Linked DNA regions of Homo sapiens: regions 1 and 2 are each linked to region 3. The links are chromatin loops, found by intact Hi-C in ENCODE. Cell type or tissue: Caco-2. All regions are shown on one strand. Each heading gives the region's core, and the rest is flanking DNA. Links, peaks and the distances in the headings are about the cores only. Region 1 has its middle 200 kb from the start of LINC02104. Region 2 has its middle 170 kb from the start of LINC02104. Region 3 has its middle 58 kb from the start of LINC02104.

What was found. A loop is a pair of places that touch in the nucleus more often than their neighbours do. Peaks named below come from ENCODE experiments on the same cell type or tissue, not always from the same donor. Only the 100,000 strongest peaks of a DNase experiment are listed, where the experiment ranks them.
Region 1: it touches region 3 in a loop (5-fold over the local background); 10 of 110 quality-filtered maps call a loop at or near these places.
Region 2: it touches region 3 in a loop (12-fold over the local background); 7 of 110 quality-filtered maps call a loop at or near these places.

The regions. Positions count from the first base shown.
Region 1 is chr5:39,710,446-39,720,727 of GRCh38, reverse strand. It overlaps the pseudogene INTS6P1. Among named protein-coding and RNA genes, the nearest start is that of LINC02104, 200 kb to the right of the region's middle. In Caco-2, for the core only: CTCF peaks have their summits at 4,117, 6,217 and 6,449 (motif pointing left); DNase peaks (open chromatin) are centred at 4,067 and 6,467.
Region 2 is chr5:39,686,126-39,696,407 of GRCh38, reverse strand. No RefSeq gene overlaps it. Among named protein-coding and RNA genes, the nearest start is that of LINC02104, 170 kb to the right of the region's middle. In Caco-2, for the core only: a CTCF peak has its summit at 4,248 (motif pointing right); no DNase peak of the experiment used is centred there.
Region 3 is chr5:39,573,645-39,583,926 of GRCh38, reverse strand. No RefSeq gene overlaps it. Among named protein-coding and RNA genes, the nearest start is that of LINC02104, 58 kb to the right of the region's middle. In Caco-2, for the core only: a CTCF peak has its summit at 4,813 (motif pointing left); no DNase peak of the experiment used is centred there.

The DNA of each region.
Region 1 (10,282 bases), core at 3,507-8,506, 140 kb before region 3:
TCATCCTGTAGTGAAGTTTTCCTGTACAGACTGAACCAATGGTTATTGATAAACTTCCTTTTGACAAATACGAGTTGGAACCTTCATCACTGACTCAATTTATCCTGGAAAGGAAATCTCCTCAAACATGTTGGCAGGTGTACGTCAGCAATAGTGCAAAATACAGTGAACTTGGTCATCCTTTTGGTTACTTGAAAGCCAGTATGGCACTGAACTGTGTCAATGTATTTGTGATGCCTTACAATTACCCAGTCCTTCCCCTCTTAGATGACTTGCTTAAAGTGCATAAAGCAAAACCAACACTGAAGTGGAGACAGTCATTTGAAAGTTATTTGAAGACCGTGCCTCCCTACTATCTCGGGCCCTTCAAGAAAGCTGTTAGTATGATGGGAGCACCTAACCTAATAGCAGACAGTATGGAATATGGACTTAGTTACAGTGTCATTTCATACCTCAAAAAACTGAGTCAACAGGCCAAAATAGAATCTGATCGAGTCATTGGATCTGTAGGCAAAAAAGGAGTACAGGAAACTGAAATAAAAGTCTGGAGCCAATCACATGGTTTATCAAGGGCATATAGGAAAGATTTTCAACAGCTCCTCCAGGGAATTTCAGATGTCCCTCACAGACTGCTAGACCTTAATATGAAGGAATACGCTGGGTTCCACGTTGCTTTGCTGAATAAGGATTTGAAGCCACAGACATTTAGAAATGCTTATGACATTCCAAGACGAAATCTTTTGGATCACTTAACAAGAATGAGATCTAATCTTTTGAAGCACACTCGCAGATTTCTTAAAGGACAGGACGAAGATCAAGTGCAGTGTTCCTATAGCACAAATGGGGAACTACCAGGAATACCTCAAGCAAGTTACCTTCTCCACTAAGAGAACTTGATCCTGATCAGCCGCAAAGGTTACATACATTTGGCAATTCCTTTAAGCTGGATAAAAAGGGTATGATGACAGATGAAGCAGATGAATTTGTGGCTGGACCTCAAAATAAACATAAATGACCTGGAGAATCAAATATGCAAGGGATCCCTAAAAGACGTCAGTGTATGTCTCCACTACTAAGAGGCAGACAGCAGAATCCTGTTGTAAACAATCATATCGGGGGAAAAGGACCACCTGCACCTACAACTCAAGCACAGCCAGATCTTATTAAGCTTCTTCCTCTTCATAAAATTTCAGAAACCACTAATGATTCGATAATACATGATGTGGTTGAAAATCATGTTGCAGACCAACTTTCGTCAGACATTACACCAAATGCTATGGATACTGAATTTTCAACATCTTCTCCAGCCAGTTTACTGGAAGGGCCAACCAATCATATGGAGGCTCCTGGTCATGACAATTTAGGAACGAATGACCTCACTGTTGGTGGATTTTTAGAAAATCATGAGGAGCCAAGAGATAAAGAACAATGTGCTGAAGAGAACATACCAGCATCTTCACTCAACAAAGGAAAGAAATTGATCCATTGCAGAAGCCATGAAGAGGTCAATATCGAACTAAAACCACAAATAATGAAAGAGATCTGAAAGCCAGGGAGAAAATATGAAAGAATCTTCACTTTACTGAAGCATGTGCAAGGCAGTTTACAAACAAGACTAATATTTTTACAAAATGTTATTAAAGAAGCATCAAGGTTTTAAAAACGAATGCTAATAGAACAACTGGAGAACTTCTTGGATGAAATTCATCGAAGAGCCAATCAGATCAACCATATTAATAGCAATTAAAAGAAAATAGAATGTGGCCACTTCACTATCTTCTTCAAATACAAAGTAAATACAAGACTGTTGTGATCTTGCATTCATTTTCTGACATGCATTGTCGGCTATTTGAAATACTAAAAGCAAATCTACAGATCATTTTCCGTCATTTTACAGTGACCTTTTCTTCATTTTGGTTTATTTTTGTAATGTGAAAAGTATCACTCTAAAAAACATTTTTATTTAACAAACTGAAAATATTCCTCCAAAGAAAAAAGAAAGAAAAATTCTTTTTGAAATATTATTGCTCATTGACAATGCACCTATTCACCCAAGAGCTCTGATAGACATGTACAAGGAGATTAGTGTTGTTTTCATGTCTGCTAACACAACATCCATTCTTCAGCCCACAGATCAAGGAGTAATTTCATCTTTCAAATTTCATTATTTAAGAAATACATTTGTAAGGCTATAGCTTCCATATATAGTGATTCTTCTGATAGATCTGGGCAAAGTAAATTCAAAACCTCTGGAAAGGATTCACCAGTCTAGATGCCATTAACATTTGTGATTCATGTGAAGAGGTGAAAATATCACTAACAGGAGTTTGGAAGAAGTTGATTCCAACCCTCATGGGTGACTCCGAGGAATTCAAGACTTCAGAGGAAGAAGTAACTGCAGAGGTAGGAGAAACAGCAAGAGATCTAGAATTCTAAGTGAAGCCTGAAGATGTGACAATTGCTACAAGCTCATGATCAAATTTGGAAAGATGAGAAGCTTCTTTTTATGGATAAGCCAAGAAAATGGTTTCTTGAGATGGAATCTATACCTGGTGAAGACGAGTTGAACATTGTTAAAATTACAAGAAAGGATTTAGAATGTGACATAAATTTATGTGTATATATATGTATAAATACACACATATATATGTATAATATAAACTTAATTGATCAAGCAGCAACAGGGTTAGAGAGGATTGACTCTAATTTTGGAAGAAGTTCTACTCTTGGAAAAATGCTACCAAACAGCATCGCATGCTACAGAGAAATCTTTTGTGAAAGGAAGAGTCAATCACTGTGGCAAACTTTATTGTTCTCTTATTTTAAGAAATTGCCACAGCCACCCCACCCTTTAGCAACCATCACTCTGATCAGTCAGCATCCATGAACCTCAAGGCAAGAACCTTCACCAGCAAAAAAATTACAACTCTCTCAAGGCTCAGATGATCATTAGCATTTTTTAGCAATAAAGTATTTTTTAAGGTTTCCACATTTTTTTACACATAATGCTATTGCATACTTACTAGACTACAGGATAGTGTAAACATAACTTTTATATGTACTGTGAAACCAAAACATTTGTGTGACTCACTTTATTGCAATATTCACTTTATTGTAGTGGTCTGGAACTGAACCTGAAATAACTCCTAGGTATGTATACATAAAACATAATTCTTAAAAAAGTTGTGTTTGTAAATATGTTGGAAGAAAATAATATTAAATATATTAAAAATGTAATGTATTTTTGGTGGTTAGATTATGACAAGTATTTTTTTGCAGTGTATATTCCATCTGCTACCATGAACTACATGTCTTTCGTGCCAGGGGAAAAATCATGCACTTAACACAAAAACCTTCAATTGCAAAATGTAGTCATTATTTTAACATTCCCTCTGCAGATGTTTTCTTTAAGAAAATAAGATGAACAAATCATTGCCAGCTGTTCAAATGATAAATACTCCGATCAAATAAGTATTGCTCTATTAAATTAATTAATGGGACCATTAGTCAAATTAATTTAACTATTAACTATCATAGTGTTAGACTATGCTTGTCTCTCTTCCCTTGTAAGTTTTGATTATGCAAATTTTAATAAAATTCACTGTAAAAGTATTTTGCCTTTGAAACTTTTTTAAAAAGTTACTATTGTAGCATATGCAACTGCCTTTAGCTAATATCCTCTTCCCACCTCCAAAATTTAATCATACTGTACCTCGAGCAGGAAGCCCTGAAGTCTGTAAATAAGCTTAGCAAAGGCCTGACATGTAAGCATACAAATGTTAGTTGCTTGTCATTCTGAATCTTTTGTGCCATTTGATTTTCTTTACATATGCAGCAACTTTCCCACCAAAAAGTAAACAAACAGAAACAGCTAGGCAAAAATAAATAGCTAGCTAGGTTAGCTAGCTACATTGATAGAGAGAGAGCAAACAAATTATCTAATGATTGAACAGTCTTGCTGGCTCTTTGTTTACCCCTCCAGATCAGTCACCACATCCCTCCACTCAGTTCTGTGCTATGGGAGTCTGACCTTATAGATTGCATCAGCTGCACCCAGCGCCCTCTGGCTTCCAATTTAGTTTGTTTAATGGAAGGTACAGACTGGCTAGCAGAGGAAAGTTCCCTCCCTACTGGGCCTTAGGTGGCAGTTGCTGGGTTTCTCTTCCAATGGACTTCCAGGAGGTCTTGTCTTTCAGCTATCCTAGCCTAAGGGTAGTGCTGGCTCTTTGCTCCTACTATTTACACTTTCTTTGGCTGGTCCACATCCTTGTTGGCATTGACAGTCTCTAACTTCAGCTCTTGTGATAGACGTGTATCTGTATTTCACTGTACTTTAATTTGCAATTCTCTAATCAATTGTACCTAGCCATTTGCACATCCCTTTTGTTATCCTTATTGATCATTGGAATACACTCTCTTGTGAGGAGTCTTTGCCTGTTTTCTAAAAAAATCAATTGTCAGGTGAGGCGCGGTGGCTCACACCTGTAATCCCAGCACTTTGGGAGGCCAAGGTGGGTGGATAGCGAGGTGAAGAGATGGAGACCATCCTGGCCAACATGGTGAAACCCCGTCTCTACTAAAAATACAAAAATTAGCCGGGCGTGGTGGTGCGTGCCTGTAGTCCCAGCTACTCGGGAGGCTGAAGCAGGAGAATCGCTTGAACCCGGGAGGTGGAGGTGGCAGTGAGCCGAGAGCCTCAGGTTGGCGACAGAGTGAGACTCCATCTAAACCAAAAAAACAAAAAACAAAAAATCAATTGTCAGTCTTTTTATTATTATTGTTTTGTAGGAGCTCTTTATTCTGAATACAATTTATCAAATATGAGTCTATGCTTTGCTTTTTAACACTTAATGTTAAAATGTATTTGAATAAAAATAAATTCTTAATTTTAATGCAGTTCACTTATAATCTTTTTTGTATGGTGTGAGTTTTCACACTGTTCGAGAAATCTTTGTTTAAGAAGATCTTCATGAAACACCAACTATTTAAAGGTCTTAAAGATTTTCCCCTATTTTCTTCAGGAAGAATTATTGTTTTTCTTTTTATATTTAGGTATATGATATACCCCTAATTTTTGCCTATCCCATATATCGTAGGTCAAAGTACATATTTCCCATATAGATTTCCAGTTGACCTAGATCTTTCTAACTCGCAGAACTGCGACAATGCTTTTGTCACATATCATCTCATATATCATGTATGGAACTGTCTCTGGGCTCTATATTTTAGTTCATTGGTATGATTGTGCTTGTACTAATCTTACATTGTCTTAATTGCTGTGCTTTTGTAACAGGTCTTTACATCTGGTACTGTATAGCTTTCATTTGTTCTCTTTTGAGATTACCATAAGTATACTGGATCTGCATTATAGAAAGTGCACAAATTTTCAAAAAAAGATGGAATTTTGATTGAGATTGTATTCAAGCCATAGATCAATTTTGGAAAAATTGACATAAAAAAGATTGAGTTCCAAATTTTCCTTCCATCCTGTAGGTTGCCTTCCATCCTGTAGGTTGCCTTAAACACAGCCTTAGCTGCATTCCATATGTTTTAAAATATATGTGAATAACCTTTTCTTTATTGGAAACCCCTTTCAGTGGTTCAAATATCCTGCAAGTAGATATATAGTTAATAATTGCCTACTACGAGTGAAGCACAAGGTCCAAGATTGAATAATTTTAAATGATATTTTGGAAGAATATGGAGAGGAGATATTAGAGAGGAGTATAAAAGAGCTAACTTTTCATCTTATTTACTAGGAAGACAACAGATGACATTTAAGACAAAAAATAAGGAAATATTAGGATAAACATGATATTTTCAAATACATAGGTAAATACCAGAAAATAAGAAACTTTTAAAAAGCTAAAATTGACTAGCCCAGGTAAACAGAAATAGTGAGTACCAAAAAGTGAGTCAGAGGGCTTTTTTTCCTACTGCATAACTCTAATTTTTTAGTTCCATACATGTAGTTGTTTGACAATAAACATCATTTTTATTTAATTTATTAAAAAGACTTTTAAAGAAGATAGAATTTTGTGAAAGATTTGATATTTTCCTTGAAGAACACAATGTTTTAAGCCTAAAATATAGCTAAAATACATTTATGCCACAACATTTCCTTAAGGAAATTGTGTTTCTCAGAAAACACTGAAATGTCTAATTTCTTCTCACACCTGATTTGTTAACGACTAGTTGCAATATAACATTATACTCAAATTCTAAGTTGTCCAAACAAGCACAAGTCTGAAGTCTAAAATTAGCTACTATCTATTGGATTGTGGCCCAGGTAAATTCGTTTGTTCAGTGAAGCAAAAATACTATACATGTGGAATAGTTTAAATATTATTTTTTAAATGTATTATTATTCTTGTATGTATTTGGCTTATGTTTCAAAAGGAAATAAAGCATAGAAAAATGCACAGTTCACTACTGCCCTCTGCTGCATGGAAAGGTGAAGAGAAAAGTGCTAAGAGAAGACCTGCTACCTGGCCTGCAGTGATCTGATTTGGGAATTCAAGCCATGTCATGTCTTCTAGTAAAATGACTCCACCAGCCATTCTCTCTGTAAAATATGCTGACTGAGAGTCCTTGCAAAATGGACCTTGGATTAAACTGCTAGTATTTTTAGAACACCTTCAGATTTTGAGAGAAAAGAGAGTCATTTAAGAAAATAATTCATCAGACAAGATGTTCATGAAGCAGCTACTATTTCAGAGACAGCTCGGGAAGAAAAGTATCTTATTACTACTAGGTCAGTATGGCCAGTCAATGATAAAATCCTATTGTTATAAACTGACATAAGCCAATTTGATCCTTTAGAAGCTATGAAGTCTTTTTTCAGTATGTGTTAAAAGACTCCAGCTATGGGAAGGGAAGACTACATCCCTCTCATTAACAGGCAGCCTGCTGCAATAGGAGCAAATCTTTAACCGTTTTCTGCCAAACATAATGTTTATTGGCAAACAGGAAGAAGAAGTTATCCAACCTAGTCATGCAAGCTGGGAGGTTTCTCTGTCCTCAGGCACTCCCACAAGCAAATGTCAATGCCAATCTTTCAGCAGAATTGGCCAACTCTCTTGTGAGGCCACAAAATGACTCCTCTGTGAAATAAAGTAGGATAGTGGTGGGGGGAGTGGGAGGCAGAACCAAATATAGCATCTACTCTGAAAGACAAAAATATTTTCTTACATTGACAAAGTAATATTATCTTACATAATAAAACTAAAAATTATTTCTGAGTGTTATCTCACTCCTGATTCTTTTAAAATCCTTTGCAACATTTAAACTGTGTCCCTTAATGCCTTTCTGGTGATGACGTCACTTGCTGGATGGTCTTCTACCAGCAGGGATTTCCCACATTGGTTGGGAATATATTCTTGGGTCCTTTATTTTGAGGCTGATGAAATGATCTCATTTTTTTTGTCAGGTAAGGTGACAAATTTCTCTGTGATAGGAGTGGGGATACTGGACAAAACAGAGCTTTGGTTTTGAGCACTTTTTCAGATATCTGTTGGTCATTTGCATGTGACCTTTAAAAAAAGGTTTATTCAGGCCCTTCACCCACATTTTTATTTAGGTGCTTGTGTTTGTTCGCATGTTTTTCTATTGATTTTCGTGACTTCCTTACGTATTTCGGCTATTAGTCATGTATTGTATATATGGTTTGTAAATATTTTCTTCCATCCTGTAGGTTGCCTTTTCATTTTGTTGTTTGTTTCCTGTGCTGTGCAAACACTTTGTAGTTTGATGTAGACCCACTTGTTTATATTTGTTTTTCATTACCTATGCTTTGAGGGTCATATTCATAAAATCATTGTCAAGACTAATGTCATGAAGCTTTTCTTGTGTTTTCCTCTAGGATATTTACGACTTCAGATATTATGTATGTATAAGGCTATTTTGAGTTGAACTTTGTGTATTGTGTAAGATAAGAATCCAATTTTATTCTCTTGCATATGGTTATCTGGTTTTCCAAGCACCATTTACTGAAGAGACTATGCTTTCCCCTTGTGTATCCTTAGTACTTTTGTACCCATGCATGGCTTTATTTCTGAACTCTCCATTCTATTCTGTTGGTTTATGTGTTGGTTTTTGTGACAGTAACATACAGTTTTGATTACTGTAGCTTTATAATGTATGAAAAAGTGCTGTGCTCAACATCATTAATCATCAGGAAAATGCAAATCAAAACCACAATGAGGCATCACCTCACACTTCTTAGGATGGCTATTATCAAAAAGCCAAATGACAAGTGTTGGCAAGAATGTGGAGAAAAGAAACCCTTATACTGTTGATAGGATTCTAAATTGCTATAGCTATTATAAAAAAGAGTATACAGGTTCCTCAAAAAATTAAAAATAGAGCTACAATATGATCCAGCAATCCCACCTCACTGCTGAGTATGTATCCAAAGGAATTAAAAACAGTTCTTGAAAATATATCTTCACTTCTATTTTCACTGCAGTTTATTCACAATAGCCAAAAGGGAAACAACTTGTGTCCATTGATGAATGAATGGATAAAGAAAAAATGGTGTGTGTGTATTTATATTTATGTTTATATACAATGAAATATTATTCAACCTTAAAAGAGAAGGAAATCCTGCCATGGATGAACTTAGAGGACATTATCCTAAGTGAAATAAGCCAGACACTGCAAGACAAATACCACATGATCTCACTTACATGTGGAATCTGAAGAGAAACTCATAGAAACAGAGACTGGAGATGGTTGCCAAGGGCTGGGGGATTAGGGAAAGGGGGGATTGGTCAAAGAGTACAAGCTTTCAGTATAAGATGAATAAATTCTGGAGATCAAATGTACAGCATGGTAACTATAGTTAATAATAATAATAATAATAATAATAATAATAATATTAGTCTGGTGCAGAAGTAATTGCAGTTTGCCATTACTTTCAGTGGCAACATTAGATACTTGAAATTTGGTAAAAATAGATCTTAAAGGTTCTCAGCACTACAAACAAAAAAATATAACTCTGTGGAGTGATGAATATGTTAGCTTGATTGTGGTAATCACTTTACAGTGTGTATGTATATTAAAATATCACCTTGTACACTTTAAATTTATACAATTTTTATTTCTCAATTATATTTCAATAAAGCTGAGATAAAACCACAACAAAACAAACAGAGCTCTGGGAATTACAGATTCTACTATCCTGGATTCTTACATTTTATTCCTGCAATGTGATGGTCCAAAGTGGCTGAGGACAGAGATCAGTGACTTCCTTGAGTTTACAAAAAATAAGATGTATTATGGTTTTGTGTCTCCTTTCCAATAATTATTTGATATTTGACAGATACGGGTTTCGACTTGCTTTTACTACAGCGTCCCTCTGGTAAAGTGTCTATGAAGAAGCTTCTAAAAGCTGGAGGGATTGATACCTGTTCCCTCCAAAAGAAAAACCCTGATGACTTATAATGGTTGTCCTTGCTTAAAAGGACAAATGCATTATTATTATTAATAGATGATGTGAGTGATTTCAAAAGATATTGGAGCTATTGTGAACAATAACAGCAAACTTGGAATATTCTTGTAAGATAACCAGAAGGTAAAGTACAACTACAAAGCAATACATCAAAAACAATATATCTAACTATGCTAATATTAAAAGATGAGTCAAAATCAGAGAATAATGGAATTGATCAGAGAAAATTAGCTAGAGATGAGTGTTTGGTCAGATCTTAAAGGAAGGAAGAAATATGATTGACTCGACAGAATCAGATTGCAAGAACAATCTCTAATGTGTTAGAGAGATTGAAGAAATTCTTTAGGTAGGAATACTAGGATAATACAGATAAGCCATGAAGATGAAAACTACAGAGTACATAAAGAGAATCTAATGAAATGAGGATGTCTGGTACCTAAGCCCTTGAAAGATGATTTTGATGCTAGCAATACATGTAATCTCTGAAGTAACTCCACTATACAACTTTCCAGCAAAAGGTGACAAAATCCCCTTTCAAGTTGAAAAATTTTAGAATGTTTTAGTTATATAGAATAGAATGCATTAAAATTATATTTTGGCATATACTTGTATTTGTATTTTAAATGAAAATATAAAATCTTAAGTGCTGAAAAATCAATGTAGCATGTTAATACATGGAAGAAGAACAGACACAATTGTTAGAGGAAATACAAGGACTACTACAGTGATCAATAACATGAACAATGAATTGTATATTTCCTTCCAGGCAAAGAAACAAAACCAATGAAGCAATTTACTGAGGAATTACTCTAGTGGGAAAAGATCAAGGGG
Region 2 (10,282 bases), core at 2,016-7,015, 110 kb before region 3:
AAAACAATATTAAAAACAATAACTTAAAAATAGGCAGACATAGGCGTTACATACACATATAACCATTATACTACATAGCTCCTTTCACCTTCCCAGAAATTTAGGAAGGAGATGGAGGATATAGGCAAAAAGAGAAGATAGCGGAGGGAATGAAGGGGGTGGAAGGTGAGTAGGCAGCAGAGGCCAGGGGAGGAAAAAGGAGAAGGAACAAAGAAAGAGAAATACAGAAAATGGGGCGGAATAGCGAGGCAGCAGAATGAGAATAATTCAATGTCTTGCTGATTTTTCCTTCCATGCCTTTGTGCTTGATACTTTGTGTCTAATAAAAAAAAATGTTTGGTGTGTTGTAAATATTTTTTCTCAAGGGAGCAAAGTTTCTTCTTCCATTTAACTCTTGGTCAAGTAAGTGGTGGCGGGATGATTTTTCATACTGACGCCTTCTCCCAAAATGTAATAGATTTTTACAGAGAAGACAGCACATCAGCTTCCAGGATGTTACAATTACACACGGATGATCTTTTCTATGTGTTCTGTGTTTTTGGCATTAATCGGACCTCTAGCCCAATGGTGACATGAGCTTGATGATCTTCGTATTAGACAGATACCATGACATATGCACTCTTTTTATATTATTAATGAACATAGGCAAAGAAATGTGCAGCACAGGCCTAATAAGATAGAGAGAATTTCCATTTCTATTGTTATCTTTTACATTTATTTGGCTTGGCTTTTATTTTAAGGGATAGAATTGCTTTATAGGAAAAAAAAAAGCAGTAGGCAAACTATAAGGATCATTAAGTCTCAGGGTTAGCTCAACCCTTAACTAACTTAAAGAATTTGAGTATTCCTCAGTGAACAATTTGTTTTTAATATATAAAATCCTTATTTTTTCTGCTCAATAAACTATAAAACAACAACAGAAATGCTGTTCATTATTACTATTTTTGCATTAATGTTGCCAACGCTGTATCATAATTTATTACCATTTTTAAGTTTCACAGTACCAATTAATTCCCTTTCTTCTGTCCTCATATATCCCATTTAAGGGATTTTCTTTTTTGCAATGCATTTCTTCCCTGAGATCTCGTTCCAAGCCTGTAGCTGTGCTTGCGTGGGCAATGAGCTGAACTTCACATCTTGGTGAGCCAGTAGAGTTAAACTAACCTATTTACAATAACAACCATGTGTTGCTATGAGATGTGCCTTGAGAAGACTGAAAATCATTATCTTTGTCATGTGAGCAGAAGGTATAAATAAGGTGACCAGAAAGGTTTTATTTGTGTTAGCAACAGACGCAGAAGAGCAAAACAGCTATTCTAATAATATTGCCCATATGCTGGTGCAAACAAAAGAAAAATCTAGCAGTCCCAGGCTAAGTGAATTAGTGCTCCTCAGTGATGCCATTGCCCAAGGCAGGGTTTTGTTCTTCCTCTCTGATGTCTTTTCAGTGCCAAATGGCTTGTCAGTTCCCACTAATGAAGAGCCAGTCTGCCTAGACTCCGAGTTGGACAGTTATAGGGGATATCACATTATTCACAAGTTCTTAATGTGATATCCCCTACAACCCTGGATGCTCTGTTGGGTCCTAACAATGCCAATAGGAGGTTCTGTGTTGCTTTCCACTTTAGTTTTCAGAATCGCTGCTCTTGTCTGCTATCATTTCTAGCTAGAATTTTGTCATCCTCCTTTATCATTTGCTCCCTTGTCTCCAAATACAAAATGGAGAAGATTGACCACACATGAGATATACAAGTAGTTATACGTAGGTGACGACTGAGGGAAAAAGGTCTGCACTTTAATTTACAATCCCATGAGATATGTACATTTTTTCTAGTACAATTCATGGGTCTGGTGAACAAGTTTCTCTTTTCCTTACCTGGCCACCAACTTATTCACATAAACATTAAAAAGAGTCTTTAAAGAAAGTAGAAATTCTCTTCTGGGGAATGTGAAGGCATAAGGGGAGGAAATACTAATGCTTGCCTTGATATTAGTAATATAACATGGCTTGCTTGCCCATGTATCTAAACATCAGGATTTTTGAAAAAGCTTTTTTACTCTGACTTGTTTCTCCTTGGCTCCAGTAACCTCAGCAGATTTGTAGCACTGTGGATAAGATTCTGATAGTCCACATTTACCCACACATAAATCAAATACTTTTTTGAGACTCATTTTACATACAGTATGTTATAGTAAATCCTGTGAAGAGTACAAAGATGTGTTAGTGCATTTACCAGATAGATCAGAGTCTAAGAAAAGAGCTTAACACCTATAAGTAAACAACTTTTATACACGTTTTATTCTCTTTCATGGAGCGCAACATTAGAATCTATTGAAGTCAAGCTAGAAATCTCAGCATCATTCACAACTTTTCTCCCTTGTGCATCACACATTAGTTATAAGAGCTTGCATAGTTTATTTCTCAATTTTTCTTAATGTTTCCCTTCTTTTCACTGCCAATGCTCATAAATGTAATATTTATGTACCAATGTTCATAAACTTAAACTTTCTTGGTTGATCTAGTGCAACTAATTCTTTGTTTAATATTCTGAAAGTCTATGGAGCTATTGAAAGATTTAGAGCCAAGGGAATATGTATGACTGGTCTTAAAAAAAAAACAGTGTTATTAACTTAGGATCTGGATCATGAATGCACAGATTTGCTAGAAGGGTAAAGATAATTTTAATCGCATGGATAAAGAGAAAAAAGAGAGAAGAGGTTAAATCAGAAATTATTCACAAAGAGGAATCCTTAGAAACTTAGTTTATTACCTTTATTAGGGCCATAGGACATGTGCGTCAAAATATAAATCCTCTACAAATTAGCATAATATTCACTGAATTCAGATAATTTCACTAGGTGTTTGTGATGGACACAGAGGCGTGTCACCCAGATTCTCATTTGACACCTGAATGATAATTGACATAGACATACTACGGAGTTGAAAGAGCCCTTGTTTTGGAATCAGAACCTGTGGCATGAGAGATGTCACAGTGAGGAATGTCAAGTGGAAGCCTATAAAATTCTCCTTTCTACACCTGGTCAGGTACCAAACCAAAAACACCATATCCAAGGAGAGGACTCATGGGCAATAGCAGATGATTTAGCTAGCTGGTCAAGGGCTGGGAACAGAGAAAGATTGGGAAACCCAGGAAAAAATAACTGAAGTAGAAGTATATTGCTAGACCTACTGGAGGAGGGGCTAAAGATGAATATTTTTTGTGTCATATGCTAGCTCCTACAAGAGATTTACCATCACAATAAAGGCACTAAATCACAAGCACACAAAATGATTTGGCTAGTTGATGTCAGCCAGCATCTCTCATTGGCCACCCCAGTGCTGGCACGATAAGCACATCAAAAGATGGCCACAGTGGTAAAGATGAACCAAGGTTGATAGAGCTACTGCCACCACTGAACACCTAACCTACCAACAACAAACAGTGCTGAACCCTCAACAATATGCCACCATTCCTTGAGGAAACCAACTTGCATCATTATTCACTAGTGCACAGGCCGGCTATTTGTTTTGATAGAAATATTTTTGTTTGATAGAAATATTTGTTTGATAGAAATAGATAAATATTTGGGGTATGAGTTTTTCTTTCCTGCTAATAGGATCCAAACTACCACCACTACCCAAGGGCTTGTAACATGTTTGATCTACTAGTATGCCTTCCCACATAACATCACAAATCTAGAAGCCCACTTTATAGCAAAGACTATGTGGGTGGGGGTCCGTGGCCATGAGATTCATGGATCATATCACATATCAGACTATCCAGAACCTACTGGTCTCACCACATTCTGGAACAGCCTCCTGAAGGCATAGGTGAAACATCAGCTCAGATATAATTCTTTTTGGGGATGATGTCTACATACTCTAAGATGCAGTATACATTTGAGTCACAGAACTTTGCATGGTGCTTTGCATCCAGAATACAGGGGTCCAGTAACAGAGAGGTAGAAACAGGAGTGGTCACACTTATTCTCACTTACAATTACCCACTTGGGGAATTTGTGCTTCTCATCCCAAATATAGCCTCTCCAGAGTAAAGAGTTCATGGTCCTTACTAAGAGGGGACATTTCATCCAGAAGACACAGAAACAGCCCTATGCATCTGTAAGTTATGGCTGTTCTCCAGGTATTTTAGGCAGGTAGCAGCAGGTGAAAAGCGCTAGAATGTTGGACAGTAATTAAGATTGACCACTGGAGGGAGATAGGGATGCTATTACATGCTGGAGGCAAGGAGGACTATGTTTGGTCTCACACTGGGCATCTCTTGTTACTAACTTGCCCTTTTGTGATATTAAATGGACAAATGCAGCAATCACAGTCTGAGAAGCCATGGTGACCATGGGCTCAGACCCTCTTAAGGATATTGTGTAAAGACATGACAACGGGTAAGCCACTGAGACCAGCAACGGTGTTCCCTGAAATAAGGGAAATCTAGAATGGATGGTGAAGGAGGTAGCCTGTGACAACTGGTTGTGGCCCCAAAGTTAGCTCCAGTAGACCGGGCTGTAGCATCAGAAGCCTAGTGGAGTTCTCCCCATATATGTAACTAGATCCAAGCAGTGCACGTGTAGACTCTGATAAACATGAAGATGTACCACTTTGATCCCTTTTGAGAAAGGTCGTGCTGCCAGCTGCAGGGAATGTGGCCAGCAGACAGCCTGCCGCTGTCAGCCACTTCAAGGACTGCCTCATCTGAAGCATCAGCTTACCCAAGGACAGGTCTTTCCTAAGAAGGCCCACATTCAATGACTGATTGAGGTAGTTGTGATCCAATCTTTCCCAACACTCTAGGGGCCGCGCTAACTCCAGAGCTCCAGAGAGGAGGCTGGTATTAGGCCTGTGCTGCTACTTGACTTGTCTTCATGCCCCTGCATGCCATTTCAGGGTATGGCTCCAAGAAAACTCAAAACTTGAAAGTGGTGATAAACATTTTTTAAAAAATTCTTTCAAATGATTTGGTAACTATACTGAAAAAAGGTAAACAAGTTACAAATTCCTTCAGCGGTGAGAGCCTGTTCTATTCACCTCTAAATCTTCAGTGCCTGCTGTGGTAGCTGATAAATAGCATTAAATTGCAATGAACTGAATCATACTGAATTAGAATGCTGAAATGTTATAAAATATTTAATGTTTTACAAAAGTTACTTTTAAAAGTAGCTAATAAATAGCATTAAATTGCAATGAACTGAATCATACTGAATTAGAATGCTGAAGTGATATAAAATATGTAGTGTTTTACAAAGTTACTTTTATATTAGAAATCCTTGGCCAGGCACGGTGGCTCACGCCTGTAATCCCAGCACTTTGGGAGGCCGAGGCGGGAGGATCACGAAGTCAGGAGATCGAGACCATCCTGACTAACATGGTGAAACCCCGTCTTTACTATAAATACAAAAAATTAGCCGGGCATGGTGGTGGGCGCCTGTAGTCCCAGCTACTAGGGAGGCTGAGGCAGGAGAATGGCGTGAACCCAGGAGGCAGAGCTTGCAGTGAGCCAAGATTGCTCCACTGCACTCCAGCCTGAGTGACAGAGTGAGATTCCGTCTCAAAAAAAAAAAAAAAGAAATCCTTACCTGTTCCTGTTTACTTATTTGTTTATAGAGTGTAACATGTATGATAACTAACACTATCATCTCACTAAGTTTTTACACTCTTGCTGTTGAGGGAATCCTGGTCCCACTTCTCATCTGCCATGAGGGAATATTCATGAAAGTTAAATTTATGACCACCCTTTTTACCTTCTCACCCAACTTGGGAGGTTGGAAGAAGTAACTGCCTGTGAGTTTGGCACCTTCTTTATTTTGGAGCAAACTACCAACAGCAGGCACACATTTTTGCCTGTCTTATAACACATCTGTTTCTGTGGGCTGTTGAATTGAGGGCAACGTGGGCAATTATTCCAATCTGAGAAAAGATGAGAAAGTTTTAGGAAGTCAATTTTGCTTTTAACCCAAGCAAAAAAGAGCTCTATCAATGATTGTTGAAAACCAGCTCTGTCAATCACAAAATATTTTAATGCCTATCAAATGAAATTTTATGTACAAACATCTCAGGTAGGGAGAGGGGTATGATTCAGCTCCAAATTCTGTCTTACCCTCCAATGATTATTTCTTTCCCTATTTGTAAGAATCTGCTTCCCACTGGCACCCATCTCATCTCCCAACACTCTTTATCAACTCATCCTCATAATCCCTTGTGGCAGAATCTGTTGGAGTATTGACTCATGATCAGTGTGTAAAACTTTAGGGCTGGAGACTGTAAACAGAAGCAGGAAACATTATCCTCTCTTACCCCTTGTGATTGTTCTCACCTATAACCTTCAGGCTAGGCAACTACTGCTCTGTTAGGGTGAGGAAGGTCCCTGTGATGACAGTAAGTCCTCTCAAGTACTGATATTTCATTCTAAGACTTACACTGAAAAATGTTTATTTAGCATAAAGAAGATGATAAGCCACTTAAAATAATGAAGATTTTATTTTCTTATTATTTTACTTCACTTTTCTTGGGGAAGAGTAAAACTTCTGCCTCATAATTCTCTGTCTTGTCTAGCAAAATTAGTATCTTTAAAAAAATATTTCACTAGCATATTAAATTAATTTCCCATAGACCAAGTTTCTTTGCAGCTCCCCCAGATTGCAAGTATCATGTAGAAAAAATAAGTGATTTGCATAAATTACTGATTAAATCCAAGCTCTGTGGATAACTCTGTGGTAACTTCAAGTTTTAAAATATATTTTTGAGTCTGTAGTGATATGGTCCTGAAATGCAGTCTTCATAAGTTCTTTTTAAACATAAATGATTTTTTCCTATATCACTGAAGCTTTCCTTCACATTTGTTTTTTTTTTAAGGACAAATCTAAAATGTCTGAGCTTAGAAAAAATCTTTTAAAAGTCTGAGCTTAGAGGTTTACCATAATTAGAGAGAATGGTGCGATTCAATTTTATATTTGTTGTATTTATTATCATTTGTTTTAATGATAAAATAGAAATATGTATGTATATTTCACTGCTGTTTAGCATAACAGAACATGTATTTTTCCATTTTTAAAAGGCCATTTTTTCTTCTCTCTCTCCCGAACATTCATCTGTATCCAAATAAACAGGCCAATCGCCTGGTGTGTATTTTTTCATTTTCATATAATCACAATAAAAAATACAGAGTGCTTTCGTATTGTTTTTACAAGTCAACTTATATATGTTGATCTTTGACCAGCTTTCTCACTTAACAACGCATTAAAAATCTTCAAGTCAGAACATAGGCATCAACCATCCTTATATTATTGCTTTGTGATTTTTAAATGAATATAGTTTATTTCTGAGAGCAATTTCAGAATTACAGAAAAATTGAGCTGAAACTACAGGAACTTCCTACAAATCTCCTGACAAACACAGCCATACAACCCTATTATTTACATATTGCATTAGTTTAGTGGTACTAAACTAAACTATAGACTTCAGCTAATAATAATATACCAACATTGGCTCATTAATTATAAAAAATGTGCCATACAAATGCATCAAAACAACCACATGAGATTATATTATATGGACATATTTCTGCATTTCTTAACTTATGAGGATGCTAGTTGATGATAACTTTTTACCACTATAAATAGTGCTGCAATAAATGTCCTTGAACATTAACTCTTATGTACTAGAATTTTATTTCTATGAGATAAATTTACACCTCCCTTCTCAGTTCATTTAATTGGAAAAATAAGCAAGATATCTGTCTCTCTTCAACTTAGCAGAATTATTAAAAGTATGGTACATCTAGGAGGCGGTTCCAAGATGGCCAAATAGGAACAGCTCCAGTCTACAGCTCCCAGTGTGAGTGATGCAGAAGATGGATGATTTCTGCATTTCCAACTGAGGTACTGGGTTCATCTCACTGGGGTTTGTCAGACAGTGGGTGCAGGAGAGTGGGTGCAGCGCACCCGGGAAGTGCAAGAGGTCAGGGAATTCCCTTTCCTAGCCAAGGAAAGGGGTGACAGACGGCACCTGGAAAATTGGGTCACTCCCACCCTAATACTGTGCTTTTCCGATGGTCTTAGCAAATGGCACACCAGGAGATTATATCCCGTGCCTGACTCAGAAGGTCCTACACCCACGGAGCCTCGCTCATTGCTAGCACAGCAGTCTGAGATCAAACTGAAAGGCAGCAGTGAGGCTGGGGGAGGGGCACCCGCCATTGCTGAGACTTGAGTAGGTAAACAAAGTGGCCAGGAAGCTCGAACTGGGTGGAGCTGACCGCAGCTCAAGGAGGCCTGCCTGCCTCTGTAGACTACACCTCTGCGGGCAGGGCATTGCCAAACAAAAGGCAGCAGAAACCTCTGACACCTTGGAAGACAGTAGTGGTTCTCCCAGCACAGAGCTTGAGATCTGAGTACGGACAGACTGCCTCCTCAAGTGGGTCCCTGACCCCTGAGTAGCCTACCTGGGAGGCACCCCCCAGTAGGGACAGACTGACACCTCACACAGCCAGGTACCCCTCTGAGACAAAATTCCAGAGGAACAGTTGGGCATCAACATTTGCTGTTCACCAATATTCGCTGTTCTGCAGCCTCTGCTGCTGATACCCAGGCAAACAGGGTCTGGAGTGGACCTTCATCAAATTCCAACAGACCTGCAGCTGAGGGTCCTGACTGTTAGAAGGAAAACTAACAAACAGAAAGGACATCCACAACAAAACCCCATCTGTACGTCACCATCATCAAAGACCAAAGGTAGATAAAACCACAAAGATGGGGAAAAAACAGAGCAGAAAAACTGAAAATTCTAAAAATCAGAGCCCCTCTCCTCCTCCAAAGGAAAGCAGCTCCTCACCAACAACGGAACAAAGCTAGATGGAGAATGACTTTGACGAGTTGAGAGAAGAAGGCTTCAGATGATCAAACTACTCTGAGCTAAAGGAGGAAGTTCGAACCCACGGCAAAGAAGTTAAAAACCTTGAAAAAAGGTTAGACGAATGGCTAACTAGAATAACCAATGCAGAGAAGTCCTTAAAGGACCTGATGGAGCTGAAAACCATGGCACAAGAACTATGTAACGAATGCATAATCTTCAGTAGCTGATTCGATCAACTGGAAGAAAGGGTATCAGTGATGGAAGACCAAATGAATGAAATGACAAGAGAAGAGAAGTTTAGAGAAAAAAGAATAAAAAGAAATGAATAAAGCCTCCAAGAAATATGGGACTATGTGGAAAGACCAAATCTACGTCTGATTGGTGTACCTGAAAGTGACAGGGAGAATGGAACCAAGTTGGAAAACACTCTGCAGGGTATTATCCAGGAGAAATTCCCCAACCTAGCAAGGCAGGCCAACATTCAACTTCAGGAAATACAAAGAATGCCACAAAGATACTCCTCGAGAAGAGCAACTCCAAGACACATAATTGTCAGATTCACCAAAGTTGAAATGAAGGAAAAAATGTTAAGGGCAGCCACAGAGAAAGCTCGGGTTATCCAGAAAGGGAAGCTCATCAGACTAACAGCTGATCTCTCGGCAGAAACTCTACAAGCCAGAAGGCGGGGAGGCGGGGGCAATATTCAACGTTCTTAAATAAAAGAATTTTCACCCCAGAATTTCATATCCAGCCAAACTAAGCTTCATAAGTGAAGGAGAAATAAAATACTTTACCTAAAAGCAAATGCAGAGAGATTTTGACACCACCAGGCCTCCCCTACAAGAGCTCCTGAAGGAAGCACTAAACATGGAAAGGAAGGAACAACCAGTACCAGCCACTGGAAAAACATGCCAAATTATAAAGACCGTCGAGGCTAGGAAGAAACTGCATCAACTAATGAGCAAAATAACCAGCTAACATCATAATGACAAGATCAAATTCACACATAACAATATTAACCTTAAATGTAAATGGGGTAAATGCTCCAATTAAAAGACACAGACTGGAAAATTGGATAAAGAGTCAAGATCCATCAGTGTGCTGTATTCAGGAAACCCATCTCATGTGCAGAGACACATATAGACTCAAAATAAAGAATGGAGGAAGATCTACCAAGCAAATGGAAAACAAAAAAAGGCAGGGGTTGCAATCCTAGTCTCTGATAAAACAGACTTTAAACCAACAAAGACCAAAAGAGACAAAGAAGGCCATTACATAATGGTAAAGGCAGCAATTCAACAAGAAGAGCTAACTATCCTAAATATATATGCACCCAATACAGGAGCACCCAGATTCATAAAGCAAGTCCTTAGAGACCTGCAAAAAGACATAGACTCCCACACATTAATAATGGGA
Region 3 (10,282 bases), core at 1,860-6,859:
GTCATGCACGACCTGAGATGAGGAAAAATCCAGCAGATAAGTGGTTTCACCATTTTTCTTCCTCTATAGACAATTCTGATGCACAGGAGTTCTGTACAACTTTCCTAAAGATGTTCTGCAAGATAAGCAACCAGCCATGTATATTGGAAAGCTATGGCCAGTTCTGTAATGTATCTGCTGTCTTTGACTCTAGGTTTCCTGAGACTGCACCCCCATCCTCATGAAAGCACTAGCTTGTAAGTTCTTGTCATGCTTCATTTCCTGAGGAATCCATGTTGATACAAAGTATACATATGTAACAAACCTGCACATTGTGCACATGTACCCTAGAACTTAAAGTATAATAAAAAAAGTAACAATTAAAAAAAAAGAAATAATAATCATATTTGCTCCCAGTAATCGTTTATGAGGTGGCGGAGGGGCAGGGCTTTAATGGTAGGCATTCCTGAAGTCTAAACAGCGTGGGAATGAGTCTGGCAGAACCCATGGATTCTAAGGAGGTCTAAGTCTGAGCCAGTGTGAAGTAAATAGGCTAACCCCCATCCTACGAAAATGTAGGTGGAAATGAGAATCACATTTTGCCATGCCCTATTAAGACAGACCAGAGAGAGAACGGGCAGGTGTTCTCCTGAGAGGTTGTGGTACGTTTAAGCGCTCAAGTAACTCTGAACAGGTGCATTTTATTAGAAATAAGAACAGACCACGCTTTCAGAAAGAATCGGGGAAGCAAGGAAGAAGAAGAACAAATGTGAAGAAGAACTTCCTTACAAATCTTGAGGTCTGGGCGCTCTGAGTTCTGACAGGTGTTAGGAGCAGTTCAGGCTTCAATAGACATAAATATTTTGGAGAATCTGCCTGAGGAACAAAGGAAATTTCCACAAAATTGCAGCATCCCTCGTTTCAGCCACCCTTTCCTAGTCCTGACTTGTACAAATTAAAAGTGCATTAAAAAGCTTATGGCAGTGGTCATCAAAATTATGATTTCAGTGTTAAGTCTGCTACCTAAGAGTTGTGTCACGTCAGTCATATCATTCAGACATTTTGAGTCTCAATGTCTTCTGTGGACTAAAATAAAAAATTGTTAGCAGAATCCAAGGAGATAATGTGAGAAACCTTTTTAAATTGCTGCCTCAGTTAGAATGTTTCCGGCTACAAGGTACAAAGAATCCAAAATTATGAAGGCATTTATTATCTCTCGTCACCAGAGGTCCAGAAGTAATTTCCAGCATTGGTGAATTCTGTAGCTAAACAGTATCATCAGTTTGTGTTAGCTTTCCACAGTTATTTTGGATTCCCCTTGAGTTTGCCACAGCTATAAACACGATGTCCTCACACAATTGTATTAAAAAGTAGTTTGGGGAAGGGACTTCTTCTATGTTTTCCTCTTTACAGCAGAGGAAGAAAAATATCCCAAAGGCCCAACAAACCTCCCCTCAGATCTCATTGGCCAGAACTGGCTTACAATACATGTCCCACTCCAAACCAACCATAGGTGAGGGGATAGGATTGCCCAAACTGGTTTAAAGCACTTATCCCTTGGTCTAAGGGAGGACTCCTCTCTCTCCCTATAGTCCCTTGTCACCAAACACAATCAGGGTTCTGTTGGGACTGAAGTGGAGAATGGCTGTTGGCTAGGAAACCAAAGTGACTGCTAAAATTAAAAAGTGTTAAACAGATAGTATTTTTTTAACACACCGTATAAAAAGATTTAGAGGGTTTAAAAGAAATGAATACTTTGGGAGGCTGAGGTGGGCAGATCACAAGGTCAGGATTTTGAGACCAGCCTGGCCAATATGGTGAAACCCCGTCTCTACTAAAAATACAAAAATTAGCCAGCCATGGTGGTGGGCGCCTGTACTCCCAGCTACTCGGGAGGCCAAGGCAGGAGAATGGTGTGAACCCGGGAGGCGGAGCTTGCAGTGAGCTGAGATTGTGCCACTGCACTCCAGCCTGGGCGACAGAGCACGACTCTGTCTCGAAAAAGAAAAAAAAAAGAATAAGAACAACTTTTTGTCCTTGAGGATCTTAAAATCCAACCCAAGGAAACCACAAAGCAAACAAGCTTCATTGAAAGAAGGTTTATTCTGAGAATATGTTCCCTGTGAGTTTGACTTCCTATGATTTCCAAAGCAATGATCAGGATAATAGATGTATAATGTGATTACCATCCAATCAATCAGTTCTGTAAAAATATAAAAAGGAGCAAACAAGTGGCATGTCCTGCCTAATAGCAATAAGTTCCAGTTTATAAAATTATATTCCTGATTGTTAAAGATTTAAGAAAAAGTTGATTCCTGCTCTTCCTCTGTAATTGGGTTTTGATTTGCATGAAAATTTGTATTGTGCAGCTCTCAGAATTTACAGCCCTTCTAACATGTCAGTGGGGATACATGAAGGTAGGGGTTAATTTCATCTTTCACTTGATGAAACTATTGACAGATATGGCACAGGATTTCAAAGAATTAAAGACAGAGATAGATGTTTAGGCATATATAAACAAGCTGTTTAATTGTGCAATAAAGAATAGATACAATTTCCTTGGGGATTCCCCTTGCCTTCTTCCTGTTTTTTCTCCACTTTCCTCTGTGTTTGAAGACTTTGTCTTGCCATGAGTTTTTAATGAAACCCATATGTTTATCACATTTCATGACAGACTCGGTTGTTTGCTTCTCAAAGTCATGTAATTTTTTCCCTAGACAGATTCAATTGGCAGCCTTTGCAGATTCCTTTGCACACAAATGACACCACAACACCAAAGCTCTAGGAGCAAGCAGCAAATTCTATACCTTGGTAATTCTGCCAACAAGATACAGCATTGCAAGCTAATTTTTCTTTTCCTTAAGGAAAAAAAGCAGAAAGGATAGAATGAAAAGCTCTCTATAAGCCTTGACAAGAAAACATACTCACATATCATAAGAGAGCAATAGGCTTTAGAGCTTTCTATGATTTTTAATGCTTGGTTGACTCTACAACAGCCCCCTCAGACTTATCACTTGCCACAATATCAGAAGATCTTGGATGCTGAGAACAGATGTAATTAGCATGACTAACTCTTATAGTCCCAAAGCTTCAGACATCAGCAGCAGAGAGGAGCCAAGCAGACACAGGATGAATAATGAATAATGAGAAAGGTTGCAAAATATGCTTTAAAATTATATGTCTAATTTTTCTTAAATCCACAAAACTTCTGTTAAATGAAGCTATGCCATTTCATTAAATTATCTACATGTTATTTAAGAAAAAAAAAAGAAAACAACTTTAGTATAATTTCAAATGTCTCCTTCACACAGACACAATCATGCTCATGGCCCTCTGTTGTATAAAGATTTCCCCGTTCCAGGCCGGGTGCGGTGGCTCACGCCTGTAATCCCAGTGCTTTGGGAGGCCGAGGCAGGCGGATCACAAGGTCAAGTAATCAAGACCTTCCTGGCCAACATAGTGAAACCCTGTCTCTGCTAAAAATACAAAAATTAGCTGGGCATGGTGGGGCGCACCTGTAGTCCCAGCTACTGGGGAGGCTGAGGCAGGAGTTATTGCTTTAACCTGGGAGGCAGAGGTTGCAATGAGCCGAGATCATGCCACTGCACTCCAGCCTGGTGACAGAGCAAGACTCCGTTTCAAAAAAAAAAAAGATTTCCCCTTTCCTGCTGTCTAGTCAAACTACTGGAAGGGAATGATTTCTTCCTTTCTCTTCCCTTGACTATCAAACTTTTAAAAAGAGATTTCAGACTTTCTTACAATCTCTCCACTCCTTTCTCATGGTAATCTGCTTTCTACCCCATTAATTTTCTTAAAGTCCAATGGCCTCTGTTCCAATCATCTTCTCAAACTTATTGAAATATTCCTTACTCTTGTTCCACGTATCCTTCTCTGCAGCCTCCTAAGACACTACAGCCACCTGAGAATTCTGTTAAACTTAACCATATCATTGGTTTCTCCTAAATGCAAGCGTTATCTAGACGTTTCTTAGGACTTTGGCCTTTATCTCTCTGTGACTTTCTTATCTACTCCTAAGGCCACAAATATCCACTCTGTGTTTATGTCTCTCTTAAATTTTACTTCTTAATCTAAACAGGAGACCCAATTGTCAACTGCTAAGTTAAATCTGTGTAGATGCACAAGGGCACCTGAAAATACTCCCTTTGGTCCAAGCTCAGTCTTTCTCCTGTTATACTCTGGTTAGCTTTCCCCTAAACCAGATTAAAATACTGGAGTTATCTTTGGCTATTTGTTCTTTTGAATGTCTGACATCCAATTAGTTGCTCAGTTCTTTCCCTTCTGTGTCTACAGTTATTTTCCTCATCTAAGCCATAGTTTTCCCATTACCACTCTTCGGGATCTTCCCCTTGCCTTCTTCCTGTTTTCTAACAAACACTCCTCTCTTTTACATCCTTCCACTTGTCCTTTCCCTGTCAGAGTTATTTTTCTAACGAACAATTTTGACCAAGTCATCCCTTACTCAAAGCCATCTATCTCTACAGAATAAAGATATGTCTACGACATTATCCCTCTAGTTAACAATACTGTGTAGTACACTGTAAAATTTGTTAAAAGGGTAAAACTCATGTTAAGTGTTCTTAACACTTAAAAATACTAAAAAAACAGATTAGTATCTCTATCTTGGCATTTAAGGGAGGTCATAATTAGGTCCTTAGCAGGCTATGTAGCTTTAAAAACATTAGGTATAGAATTGTTTTAGCAACCAAAAAGGGCTGACCACAGAGGAGAAAAATCAAAAGAAATAAAATAAAATAAAACAAAATAAAAAAGGATATAGGTTGTTTTCATTTGCCCTTTTTTTCCACTTTGATGGCAAAACTTAACTTTTTAACAATGATTGTATTGCCATCTGCTGGAATTATTGAGAACTGCATTTTAAGTCTTTTTTTTTTTTTAAGTGTGAAGTGTTTTCTTTCAATTTTTCAAAAACTCTTTCTAAATATGGCTTTTAATGTTGAATCTAATAAGAGATTTTAGAGCTTCATGTAAGAATGATCTTTGATTTTAAAGCACACAAAATTACAATTAACAAATTGATACAGCCTTTGCTTATAAGAGACTATGGTGCTTCATCCCTTATTACTAACATCATTTATATCATTGAGCCCAAGAATAAAACAATTGGTGTGATGGGGAGTAAAGTGTGTTATCTAATGTCAGGTGACTTTCAGTGACATCACATTTTTAACACTAATTAACAATTCAAATTCTTACCATCTCGTGAGACTCAGAACTAGAATTACTTTTTCCAATAAGGTCTTCCCAAGCCAAGCCTCCCCCTCCCTGAATTTGTGAACTTATTTGCATATACCCTTCACCTAAGATTAGTCATAGTGCATTATATTGACAGGTAACATTTTCTATGTTTACCTCTCAATATATAATAGTGGTTAAGAATCTGGTCTCTAATGCCTCTTTCAAAATATACATTTTCCACTTACTAGCTGTTAATTAAAATTTTTGTAATCATTTTCCTTATCTGTCAAAGAGAGATAACACTATTTCCTTCATAGGGTTGTTGGTAAGATTAAATTAGCAAAAACTGTAAAATCACTCAAAGCAGTACCTGCTATGTAGTAAGCACATAACAATTACTAGCTAATAGCAGTGACCTGAGCAGATTGTTAAAATTGTGTAACTCATACAACAGGTAGCAGTGAGTCCCACATAGGCTTACAACAGTATTATTAAAGACTTTTTATTAGCTATTTTTAAATTAATTAGATTTTTATGTATAATTTACATGCAGTAAAATTTATCATTTTTAAAGGTACAATTTTATAAGTTTGACAACTGTATACAGTTGGTTAACCATAGTCACAATCAGAATATTTCTATCACCCTAACGTGTTATGTGCCCATTTTCATACGTCTCTTGTCCCCACTCCCAAACCCTAGTAACCTCTAACTCCTAAAGACCACTGATCAACTTTTAGCCACTATAGGTTTTCATTTTAGAATTTTATGTAAAGGAAACCATACCATGATGTAGTCTTCTGTGTCTGGATTCTGTTACTTAGCATAATAATTTTGAGATCCATCCATGTTATTCTGTATAGCAGCAGTTCATTCGTTTTTATTGTGGATTAGTATTTCATGGATACTTGACTTGCTTCTAGGTTTTGGCTACTGGGAATAAAGCTGCTGTAAGTATGCATACAAGGCTTTGTGCAGACACGTGTTTTCATTTCCCTGGGATAAATACCTAGAAAAAGGGTTGCTAGGATAAACAGCCAGAGAGTTGCTAGGTTGGATGGTAAAGTCAATGTTTATCATTACAAACTCCCAAACTGATTGTATTATTTTGTATTCCCACCAACAAAGATGAGCTCCAATGGCCCCATCTTCTTGCAAATACTTGATCTATTCAACTCTGGTGATTTTAATCACTCTAATGACTAATAATGTTGAATATTTTTTCACTTGCGTATTTGCTGTTCTTACATCTTCCCTGACATTGATACAGCTTTTGCCTATTTTGCAATTATCTTCTTACTATTGAGTTTTTGAGTACAAATCCTTTATCAGACATGCGTTTTGCAAAAGTTTTCTTCCAGTCAATGGCTTTCCCTTCTATTTTCTTAATTGTTTCTTTAAGAGCAAATTTTTAATTTTGATGAAGTCAAATTTATTATTTTTTCCTTTGTGTCCTATCTCAGAAATATTTTTGTAATCCAAGATCACAAATATTTGTGTGTCTATCTTTTCTGATATGATATTTTTAGCTTCGGATTTTCTGTTTAGGACTACGATTTATCTTGAGTTAATTTAGATGTATAGTGTGAGATAAGGCTTGAGATTCAAAAATTTCACACAAAAATATACAACTGATGCAGCAATTTTTGTTGAAAAAAACTCTCCTTTCCCCATGGTATTATTTTTACATTTATGTCAAAAGTCATTGAACACATATGTGAAGTTTGAATTCTGAACTCTATTTTTGTCCCTTTGATCTATAAGTCTTTTCTTAAACAGTCTAGATTACTATAGTTTTATAGTCCTAGGATTAGGCACTGTATGTCCTACAACTGTGTTTTGGGTTTTTTCAAGATTTTACGTTCATGTAAATTTGAGAGTTATCATATCAATTTCTATAAAAAATGCTGCTGGAATTTTGATTGAGGTTGCATTAAATCTATGTACCAATTTTAGGAAAATTTAAAGCTCAACAGTATTCCATGTTCTTATTCATTACATGATATTTCTATACATTTGTTCAGGCTTTCTTTAGTTTCTCTTAGCAATATTTTGTAGTTTTTGTTATCCATGTGTGATTTTTTTTCCTTTTTTTTTTTTTTTTCGAGACAGAGTCTCTTTCTGTCACCAGGCTGGAGTGCAGTGGCGCGATCTCGGCTCACTGCAAGCTCCGCCTCCCGGGTTCACGTCATTCTCCTGCCTCAGCCTCCCGAGTAGCTGGGACTACAGGCGCCTGCCACCACGCCCGGCTAATTTTTTTGTATATTTAGTAGACACGGGGTTTCGCCGTGTTAGCCAGGATGGTCTCGATCTCCTGACGTCGTGATCCACCCGCCTCGGCCTCCCAAAGTGCTGGGATTACAGGCGTGAGCCATCACGCCCAGCCCATGTCTGATATGTTTTTTATTAAATTTATTCCGTAGTATCTCTTGTTCTTTGATGCTATAATGAATGGTATTTCTACTTCTATTTTCAATTGTTTATTGCAAATATGTAAAACTACAACTAATTTTTATATATTGACTTTGTAACTTGCAACATTGCTGAATGTGCCTATTAGTTGTATATTAGTTTTTGTAGATTCCTTAGAGTTTTCTATGTACCCGATCTTGTTGTCTGCAAACAGTTTTCTTTCCTTCCAATATCTATGTCTTTCATTTCTTTTTCTTGCTTTATTTAGTATTAGCTACCCTAATATGACATTCAATGGATATAGTGAAAAGGCCATTCTTACCTTTTTCCCAATGTTAGGTAGAAAATATTAAGTCATTCAATACTATATGATTTTAATACATAGCCTTTTAATAATTTGATGACATTTCATTTTATTCCTAGTTTGTTGAGAGTTTTTATCATAAGGTAAGCTGAATTTCGCCAAGTGCTTCTTCTATATCAATCATATTGTTTGGTATTTTGTGTAAGTCAATCTAGGGAGTTACATTGATTCATTTTCAAATGTTAAGCCAACATTGTATTATTGTCATGAGCCTCACTTGGTAATGAAGCATTATTACTTTTTATTATTCACTGGATTCAATTTGCCAAAATTTTCTTAAGCAATTTTGACTGTTTATGAGGGATATTATTCTGGAGTTTTCTTTCTAGAAATGTGTTGCTTGATAAAATGAGTTGTGAAATATTTCCTCTTCTGAATTTTCTAAGAGTTAATGTAGGCCGGGCGCGGTGGCTCACGCCTGTAATCCCAGCACTTTGGGAGGCCGAGGCAGGTGGATCACGAAGTCAGGAGATCGAGACCATCCTGGCTAACACGGCGAAACCCCGTCTCTACTAAAAATACAAAAAAATTAGTCGGGCGTGGTGGCAGGCGCCTGTAGTCCTAGCTACTCGGGAGGCTGAGGCAGGAGAATGACGTGAACCCGGGAGGCAGAGCTTGCAGTGAGCCGAGATCGCACCACTGCACTCCAGCCTGGGTGACAGAGTGAGACTCTGTCTCAAAAGAAAAAGAAAAAGAAAAAAAAAAACAGTTAATGTAGAATTTTATAATTTTCTTCCATAAATATTTGGTAGAATTCATGAGTGAAGCTATCTGGAAGTTTCCTATGTAAGAAAGATAGATTATAAATTCAATTTCTCTAAATAAGTTATCTGTTTCTTCTTCAGTGTGCTTTGGTAGTTGCTGTTCTTTAAAAAAAATGATTCATTTTATCGAAGTTGTTGAATTAATTGGCATAAAGTCTTTTAAGACATTTTTCTTATCCTTTTAATGTCAGTAGAACATGTGGTAATGTTTATTTTTTCATTACTAATATTGATTATTCCTCTCCTCTTTTAATTGACCAATTTAGCTGGAAGTTTCTACATTTTATTGACTTTTCAAAGAATCATTCTTAGTTTATTACCTTTCTCTATTATTTGCTTATTTTCTGTTTCACTGGCTTTCCCTTTGTTACTGAAGGATATTTTCACTGAACATAAAATTCTGGTGTGACAGGTATTTTCTTTTAGCACCTTTAAAATGTGCTAATTACTTCTGGCTTCTATAGGTTCTGATGAAAAATCCACAATTATTTGAATCATTGTTTCTCTATGGGTAATGTGCCATGTTTTTTCCTGGTTGCTTTTGTGTGTGCGTGTGTGTGTGTGTGTGTTTGTGTCTGGCTCTGTTGCCCAGACTCAGTGCAAGCTCCACCTTCTGGGTTCACGCCATTCTTCTGCCTCAGCCTCCCGAGTAGCTGGGACTACAGGTGCCCGCCACCAAGCCCAGCTAGTTTTTTTGTATTTTTAGTAGAAACGGGGTTTCACCATGTTAGCCAGGGTGGTCTCGATCTCCTGACCTCGTGATCCGCCCGCGTCAGCCTCCCAAAGTGCTGGGATTATAAGCGTGAGCCACCGCGCCCGGCCTCCTGGTTGCTTTCAAGAGTTTATCTGTCTTTAATTTTCAGCAGTTTTGTTATTATGACTCTGGGGCTAGAGTTCTTCAGACTTATTTTGTTTGCAGTTCACTTAGCTTCTTAAATTTTTAGGTTTATGTCTTTCATTGTATTTGAGAAGTTTTCAGCCATTATTTTTTCAAATTTTTTTTTCAGCACTATGTTTATTCCCCTCCTCTTCTATAACTCCAATTACATGTATATTATAGCTTTTGTGTACTATCATAGGTCCCTAAGACTTTGTTCTTTCTTTCCTCAAACATTTTTCTTTCTGCTGTTCAGACCGGATAATTTATATTGTTCTATATTCAAGTTTGCTCTTTCTTCTATAATCTCTATTCTACTTTTGAGTCTATTCAGTGAGCTGTTGGGTTTTCTCTTAAATTTTAGATACTATATTTTACAGTTCTAAAATTTTCATTTGGTTCTTCTTTATGTTATTTCTTGCCTGATACTTTCTATTTTAATATTTGTTTCAAGAGTGCCCACAATTACTCATTTGATAATTTTTGTAATAGCTGCTTTAAATTCTTTGTCAGATAATTCCGAGCAGGGGAAGCAAAAAAGTTTTAATTTAGAATGGAGTTTAGAAGGTTGACTCTTACACGATATTGACATTTTAACTGATGGATAAAATTATTCTGATTTTTTTAAGTGACTAGAGAATACTGTTTTTATCTGAGAATGACCAATAT